2 separate regions of the Homo sapiens genome follow, and region 2 is linked to region 1. Evidence: chromatin loops called from intact Hi-C (ENCODE). Cell type or tissue: IMR-90. All regions are shown on one strand. Links, peaks and the distances in the headings refer to the core of each region. The heading gives the core; the rest is flanking DNA.

Region 1 (4,398 bases), core at 209-4,208:
GAAGAAAATGAGGATTAGGGTCTGAAGGAACAGCTCTAGACAGACATGGAATCTAAGGACTAGAGGAGATTGGGAAGTTTTCTCCTGTGCTCATTGCTCATTGTGGGAATCTTTTCTGACTAGAGTTTATCTTGCCTCTCCCTGGTTCTAAGAACACAGTTTTTCTGCTGAACTAGTTCTCTTGTTAAGAACCCAAGGCTGACATCTGTTTCCCTGTGACTCCTGCTTTCAAATGCGGCTATGCCAATAGTTTATTATTATTATTTTCCTCTAAGGCATGGCATTGGTTCACCAATTTATCAGAAAGTTTTTATGGCAAGGAACTGCAGAGCTGAGGTAAACAGGAGAGAGCAGTGATTTCCCTTAAGCAAGCAAAGCAGTTGGTGATATAAACAGGTCAAAAGCTGAGTTGAGGCAAAATATACCTGAGAAAGGTAGGCTTGATCTTACCTTACCTTTAATGCAGTGGGAAGGGAGAAAAACCCCTGAAACTCTCCATATTTATGTTGTTAGCATTCAGAGAAAGCATCCACCTGCCACATATTTACTGTGCAGCTTTGGGCAAATCATTTCACTCTTCTGGGCTTTTATCTTCACACCTAACCCACCATCCCTACTGACATGCTACACCTGCTTTCCAGCCTTAAAAACTGATGTGCATAACATCTGAGGAAACTTTGGGAGAAAAAATTCCAACGTGTCCACAGTTGGGGTTTAGCTGACCGAAGCATGTCTTCCAGAAGGGAGGGTGGTGAAGTGGGGTCTTGCAATAGGAGCAACATCACAAGAGCAGACTCTAGAGTTTCTTAGTCTAATCTAATATTTAAGAAGAAGGTGTTTGGTAGAATGGGCCCGACTCTATGTAAAAGCTTGGGGTTTGGAAAGGAGCAGTGGTCCCGGGTATGGTGTGGAACAGACTCAAATCCAGCTCTGTCTGATCCCCTTGGAGCTTGGGGAAATGATAGGTGTGGCTATATGTGTTTCCTGTGGCTGCTGTAATAAATTGCCACAAACGAGTAGCTTAAAACAAGGCAAATGTATTCTCTTGCAGTTCTGGGGGACAGAAATCTGAAATCGAGGTGTCAGCAAGGCCACACTCTTTCCAATCTTACCCTATAGGGTAGAATTATTCCTTGTGTCTTCTTGCTCCTGGTGGCTCCAGGCATTCCTTGGCTTGTGGTTGTGTCCCTTCACTCTGTGTCTGACTTCACGTGGCCTTCGTCTCTGTGTCTGTGTCTTCTCTTCTGTCTCTTGTAAGTATCCTTATCTTTGGATTTAGGATCTACCTGGATAATCCAGGATGCTCTTATCTGAAGATCCTCAACTTACTTATATCTGCACAGATCCTTTTGTTTTCTTCCTAAATAAAGTTGCATTCACAGGTTCCTGGAGTTAAAATGTGGACATGTCTTTTGTGGGCCACCATTCAGCCCACTGCTCTTGGTAAACACCACTGTCTTAACAACCAGGGACCTAAGCAGCTCTGCGGTGAGACCCTCTAAAAAGATGGAAGGCAGAGGAGAGAAATAAGAGAAGAGGGGAGTTCCAGCATCCCAGGGCAGCAAGGACTGTTGTCATGTGACTCTTTAGGAATGAGTAGCCATGGAGAGAATGGCAGCCTAGAAGGTCCAAGTGCCAGCCGAGTGCATGCAGGTGGGTCATGGCTCAAGGCAGTGCATTCCAAACTCATGTTGGTGACTCAGGAGTGGATCACACACTTAATGACCAAGTTACAACCTGCATTAAACAGAAAAATAAACAAAATAGAAAATAATTGGAATAGCATAGTTTATTGTAAGAAATAAAGGTAAATATTGTTTTGAGAAATGTATGTGTGGGCATGCATGAGTGCACTGGGTCATGATGTAAAATGTCTTTCCCACATAAGTTCCCATCAAAAAGTTTGAAAGCCACCGGTGTATGAGACTCCACCCTGGCACTTTACAGCAGCATGAAGAGGGCTGTGGATCAGGGAATCGTCCTCAGTTCTGGGCATAACATTGGGATTGACCTGGGACCAAGGGAGCTCTGGCCAGGCACAGAAGCAATATCCTGGACAGCCACAAGAGGGAGCGCTCAACTCATGCAAAACCTCCTTTGGAGCTCTCCCCGCCTCATGGCCAGAAGGTGACCTTGCAAAGAAAGTGAGATATGGGTGAAAAAAAAAAAAGGGATTAGGCCAGTAAACAGTGAGATCAGTTAAAAATGTGACATCGATTGTAAGTACAGGTTTGTGAGGCTGGGAAGCTTTCGGATTACATGCAAAAGGAGGGTTTGTATTAAATCTGCAGTTTTCGAACATTGTTTCCCCTCGAAACCCTTTGTTTCTGTGAGATTTTATGCAGAATCCTAATCAATGAAATAATATCCCTGTGACAGGTGTCCTCCCCATGTTGACAGTCTCCAAGGACTGTGTGCAGAGAACTCTAGACCTAATTAGAGGAGCTATAATGAATACACTGGATTAGAAGGTATCTGTAGTCCCTGTTAGTGCTGATTCTTTGATTTTATGACTCAGAACAAAAATCTATAAAAGCTACCAAATCTTGACTTCTTTTTGAAGCCAAGTCTCTGAATGCCCAGCCCAGACACTGGCACAAAGTGTTTAATAATTGAATGTTTGAAGGAAGAGTTTATTTTGCATGCTTCTCTGCAACTGCAGCACCAATAACATAGTGCATAGTGAGCACCCTTTTTAATAGTGAACACTCTTAGAAAGTTGGTGGAGTAAATAAAAGAATGAATGAAATCCTGCCCTAAAATTTTAGATGGCGCCTTCTATCAGTCAAGCCAGCAGAGGGCAGGAGAACTCAGCTTAACAACAGCATTCTCTCTGGTGGGCGGAAGCATCCCAGAAGCATGCGATAAAGGACAGGTCTGGTTGTTTTGTAAGATTAGGAAATGCACAGCCAGAAGGATAAAGACACAAAGCATGAAGGTCCAACCTGGGGATCTCCAAATCTCTGCACACGAACCCCCAGAGCTTTCTCTGTAGATTAATACCCTTATCAGGGAATGGGATTTGGCTGACTGCCGGATACATAGAGAACAGGACAAGAATTGCCAATCTTGCAAGAGTATTTCAACCACTTGGTCAGAGAGATTCAAGGAACCTCACAGTGTACTTGTGTCAAGGAGAGAAGATAGAATTAAAAATCAGAGGTTCGGCTGGGCGCTGTGGCTCACAGCAATTTGGGAGACCGAGGCGTGTGGATCACAAGGTCAAGAGATTGAGACCATCCTGGTGAATGTGGTGAAATCCCGTCTCTACTAAAAATACAAAAATTAGCTGGGCGTGATGGCGCTCCCCTGTAGTCCCAGCTACTTGGGAGGCTGAGGCAGGAGAATCGCTTGAACCCTGGAGGCAGAGGTTGCAGTGAGCCAAGATTACACCACTGCACTCCAGCCTGGGTGACAGAGCAAGACTCCATCTCAAAAACAAAAACAAAAACAAAACAAAAACAAAAACAAACAAACAAAAAACAGAGGTTCTGACTCTGAAACTAGTTATGTGGCCTCGAGAGGGCCCTTTTCCTTCTCTTGGCTTTGGTTTTTCCATATGTAAACTGAGGGGTGGGACTAGATCATTTTTTAGTTTCTGGTCAGTAGGTGGATCCATTTCTGGCTTCAGTCCTGCCCCTGCCCTCAACTCTAGGGGTAATAACAGGAAAGTCAATGAAGCAGGTGCTTTAACCTCAACAAGGCAAAGCCAACCTCATCGCCCTTGCTGTTCTCAAGAAGGAAAAGGGGAGTAGTGGTTGAGTAAGAAGAGACAAATAGGAGCCAGAAAAAAAAAAAAAAGAAAAATGAGACAGAGGATTGACAGGGACAAGAGGAAAGCAAAAAAAAAGGAAGAAAATAGAGACAAATATAAGAGAAAGATGACAGGGAGAGGGAAGAAGGAACAGAGCTGAGTGAGATAAGAGAGGAATGACAGTGGACAGTGGTTTATGACCTAATAGTTTTCTAGGACGGTAAAAATCCAGTTTCAGACTAGAATTAAGCTTTTAAAAGATACAGATATCTGAGCCCAGCCCAGACCTGTGAATCAGAATCACTTCAGTTGGGATCCAAGCATCTGTGGTTTATAAATGTTTCTCAGGCAATCCTGGGGTGAAGCCAAGGTTAGGAACCACCTGTCTAGAGTAATACTCATAAATTTGAGTGTGAGAAAATTGGAACTGTTGCAGAGATACTTTCATTCCATGGGTGATTTTTGTGTTTATGTGGCTTCTATCATACTTTTTCAAAATAGAGGTTTCTGGATCATCTTAAAAGGAAACTTTGCCATGTATTTTCCACTGTTCCAGGGGAAGGGGCCATTGATTTCTGGCCTCATTTCCCAGACCCTGCACTGACCAAGATAGCACCACCCCTGTTGACTGCCCTGGGAAGGCT
Region 2 (4,398 bases), core at 291-4,290, 830 kb after region 1:
AGGGAGGGGGAATGTATTTGAAATATGTATTCTGGAGCCCTAGCAAAGAGCTCAAGTGGCACAGGTAGTCAAAAGCCTCCCTGTCTCAAAATCATTCTTTGATATCCCCCTCCCAGAAAAGGGCCCAATACAGGTATAGGGACTTTTATCCCCTCTCAGATTCTGCCTCCGATCTTAGGGGGATCTTAGGCCTCCACCTCAGATTGCTGAGGTCTTAGTCTTCCCACTCTCACCAAGGAGTTGGGAGAAAGCATCTCACAGAGAGAAATAGGTCCTAGGATCCTGGATTAGAGGCATCACTAAGACCCTCTGTGGGTTAATGTGGTTAATCCCAAGAATCTGATTCTAAACAAAGTGTAGTCCATGTACTTTATTTTACCTTAAAAATTCACTATTTTTCATCAGTTTGCTTGTCTCTTCTAGATTATATGAAGTCTCCAGAATTAGGTTTGTCTTCAGGACAACTGAAGGTTTGTTGAAGACAAACCTACTCCTCTGTGAGGGATGGAAGAAAGACCGTGATTGGCAATCTCACCCCAAAAACATGGGCCTGGTATCTGGAATCCCACTCCTATGCCCCATTACCTGGGGTTCTATACTACCCTCTTCACGTGGCACATCCAACTCATCTTTCATCTTTATCATATATATGAGATAAATTTTGTATATACATATAAACTATATGTATATATTACATATATAGTTCATTAAAAATAATAGTTATATAGTTCTTTGGACATGACAGAAAAGAAAACAATACTCAACTCCAAGAATGTCTCTGTTTATTTTTAAACATAGTGGAATCATACTTTATGTAAAACTTTATTCCTTTATTTTGTCTTTGGCATTTTCTAGTTTTTATAATGACTATTTTTAACGTCTCAGAGTGAGTGCTAGTCTAGTAAGTGGATATAATCAATATATATTTGACCATTTATATTTCATCAAACTTTTAGCATATTTTCATTTTAAAATATTATTTTATATTCTGTAAGAAATTATACTTTGATTTTTAAATAATATTTTAAATATCCTTAGGCATGTAGCTTTCCCCAAGATTATTATTCTGTTATGACAGATTCCCAGAAGTAAATTACTGGACCAAAAGGTATGCACATTTTTAAGTCTCCTGATACATATCCCCACATGGCAGCATATGTTATACTGCCAACCAGTAGTACATCATTAGTGTGTGTATAAAAGGGCATACCTTAACTACCCTCATCAGCTTTGGGTATTATAAAAAACATTTGTGTGTTGTCAGTTTAGTGAGCAAAGGAAATAATGGTACCTCACTGCTCTAGTTTGCTTTTTTTTTTTTTTTTTTTTGAGAGAGAGGATTTCACACTGTCACCCAGGCTGTAGTGCAGTGGCACAATCTCGGCTCACTACAGCCTCCACCTCCCAGGTTCAAGCGATTCTCATGCCTTAGCCTCCCAAGTAGCTGAGATTACAGGCATGCACCACCACACGCAGCTAATTTTTGCATTTTTTAGTAGAGACGGGGTTTCACCATGTTGGCCAGGCTAGTCTCAAACTCCTGACCTCAGGTGATCCGCCCGCCTTGGGCTCCCAAAGTCCTGGGATTAAAAGCATGAGCCACCACGCCCAGTCCTTGCCTCTAAGTGTTAAACAGTTCTTATTCATGCTAAGATTTAGTAAGTATTCAATTTTCTTCTGTTTTTTTCTATTGTTTGATATAGTTAAAATTTCACTTTTTAATGTAGCTCTGATTTTTTGTTTTGATGTAAGCTGTGACCTAAGGTACTCAAATGATTTCTCCCCACTTGAAGACTAGCTGTTACAACACCTTTAATTGCATTAATTTTTTCTCTCACTATAGATCTGATGCATCATTTATCAAATATCAGGTTCTAATATGATCTTATAAGTAAAGTAACCATTGATAATGAAATGGCAGACAGAGAGAAGAGAGACAGAAACAGCAACAGAAACAGGTGCAATCAGACTCAGGTGCTGCCCCTTTAGGTGTCATGAGTCTTTATTTAAGACCCACTACCATCATTTATATGTACATTTGTCGCCCTCTACTGAATTTGAAGAATTCAGGAGAGTGTTCTCAATAGCTTCTGGAAATAAAATGAGAAACAGCTTAGGTTTGACTAGTCTCAAGATAAGAAAAAAGAGGTGAGCTACATGAGAAGCCAAGGGGAGACCAGCAAAGCCCCTTTTGCATTTTAGGAGAATTCTTGTTCTGAGACTTTACAGATTTCATGCATCTTTAAACTTCCTCACTGCTTGTCACCTCCACCCTTTCTTATTATGGCTTTGGCAATAAAACTCCTGAGAAGAACTTTGAGCTCCATGCATGTTTTTCTCCAGAAATGGGAAGAATCTGTGAGGCTCCATCCTTTTCTGCTGGGAAACAGGAGGAGAGAATCCAGAATATGTGAAAGCCCCAGAGATAAAGGGTGACGGGGGGCTTACCCCAAACCTTGGAGAGAGGGCAAACTCAGGGGTCTCTGGAGTTTTCTGGCTCCTCCCCCTTTGTCAAAAATAAAGATCTCTTTCTCCTACCCTAAGGGAACACTGTTTGTCCCCAAACTTCAGTATTATGGACAGATTTCTCCACTAATAGGTGCGATCAGCCTGGGTTCCATGACAGTGGCACGGGGTAGAGGTGCCAAAAATACAAGAGTGTGATTAGCACAGGAGCCTCAGAAGTTTCCAAGACCAAGAACGGACTCTGATTGTAAAAGAAAGTTGCATTCCAACTTAATTCTGGGTGGGAAACCAGCAATTAATAACAATTGAAGGTCAGTGCAAACGTGCCTAATTTTCAAAAAAATTTTCAAAATTATTTGTGTTCTTTTTTATTTTACTTATTTATTTATCTGGAGATGGAGTCTTGCTCTGTCGCTAGCATCTTGCGCTCTCCAAGTCTCAGGAGACACATTAGAGTCAAAAGCAGGGCTTTGGGAAGATTAGGTAAAATAAGTTTTGAAAATGCCACATGAAAATGATACTCCAAGGAACCCTCACCCATGTCAGCGTTCTCATGTTCCTCATCTCACATAATCCCGTTTAGCGGATTAGGAAGCTGAGTCTGAGAAGCTCCGTGTCATGCTTTCGGAGGCACCGTGATGCGATGGAAAGCTCACCGATTTGGAAGTCAGAACAGAGTCTCTCAGGGATCGTTTCCTTAATCTCTCAGTTTCCTCATCTCTAAAGTGGGGGTCATATATATAAAACGACAAACATATAAAAATACCTATTTTTTTAGATATTGCCATTGTTACACTTTGCTTGTTACCCTTCCTTCCTTCCTTCCTTCTTTCCTTCCTTCCTTCTTTCCTTCCTTCCTTCTTTCCTTCCTTCCTTCCTTCCTTCTTTCCTTCCTTCCTTCCTTCTTTCCTTCCTTCCTTCCTTCCTTCCTTCTTTTCTCTCTCTCTTTTTTTTTTGTTTCTGAAGTGGAGTCTCGCTTTGTGGCCCAGGCTGGAGTGCAATGGCACCATCTTGGCTCACTGCAACCTCCGCCTCCTGGGTTCAACTGATGCTCCTGCCTCACCCTCCCAAGTAGCTGGGATCACAGGAATCCACGACCACACCTGGCTAATTTTTTGTATTTTTAGTAGAGATGGGATTTCACCATGTTGGCCGGGCTGGTCTCAAACTCCTGACCTCAAGTGATCCGCCCGCCTCGGCCTCCCAAAGTGCTGGGATTACAGGCATGAGCCACTGCGCCCGGCCTGTTACACTGTATTTCTATCAGAAAAAAATTATTACTAAGTAATAGTGAGTACTATGATCTAAAACTCAATTATGCCTAAAAAGAAAACTTTTACAAGGATCAACAAGCTAAATCTCAAGTGTCACAATTCTTTGCCTTTGTAAAATGCTATTTGTTGTGTCCCTGTGGGCTTAGCATGGCACTAAAAGTTCCTAAGTCTCAACTCTGGTTATGTGTCATTTAGTGACTCAGGAATCTGCTTAATTGTTTTTGGTCACAAAGCTTTTGGCAACGAAGGAGTGATGAAGCTAAGCGCACCCTTGAAGTGTCATAAAAAAAAATGAGGTAGTATGATCAGCTGTACAGTTAGAGCAATAAAAAGTCCAGGCAGACCTTCTGATTCACCATAATCAATTTAAGATTTCTTAATGTTTCTTTCCTGGCAGCATACAAAAAGGCAAAATTAATAAATAACATAGTTGTTGTATAACAAATTTTGTTACTTTTTATAAAACAAAGGGATCTATTTTATCTGTATTAAAATTAAAAATTTTGTGGACTTTAAAAAATTTTTAAAATGCTATTTATAAAACCCTTTTCTCACCTAGTGTCTCATTCGATTCTCACAATCATTTTGAGAGACAGGATAGGGTAGAATAGGGAGCACGGGCTCTACGGTCTTGGTGCTTAGGCACAAATCATTTGTT

Evidence for each region. Peaks named below come from ENCODE experiments on the same cell type or tissue, not always from the same donor. Only the 100,000 strongest peaks of a DNase experiment are listed, where the experiment ranks them.
Region 2: it touches region 1 in a loop (3-fold over the local background); 7 of 110 quality-filtered maps call a loop at or near these places.

What each region holds. Positions count from the first base shown.
Region 1 is chr3:187,677,475-187,681,872 of GRCh38, reverse strand. No RefSeq gene overlaps it. Among named protein-coding and RNA genes, the nearest start is that of SST, 9.3 kb to the right of the region's middle. In IMR-90, for the core only: CTCF peaks have their summits at 2,065 (motif pointing right) and 2,795 (motif pointing right); DNase peaks (open chromatin) are centred at 2,092 and 2,812; H3K27me3 peaks cover 195 bases.
Region 2 is chr3:186,847,203-186,851,600 of GRCh38, reverse strand. All of the region lies in intron 1 of ADIPOQ (adiponectin, C1Q and collagen domain containing), which reads right to left. Among named protein-coding and RNA genes, the nearest start is that of ADIPOQ, 6.7 kb to the right of the region's middle. RefSeq lists a silencer at 2,877-4,398 and an enhancer at 1-4,398. In IMR-90, for the core only: a CTCF peak has its summit at 2,040 (motif pointing left); no DNase peak of the experiment used is centred there; H3K27me3 peaks cover 376 bases.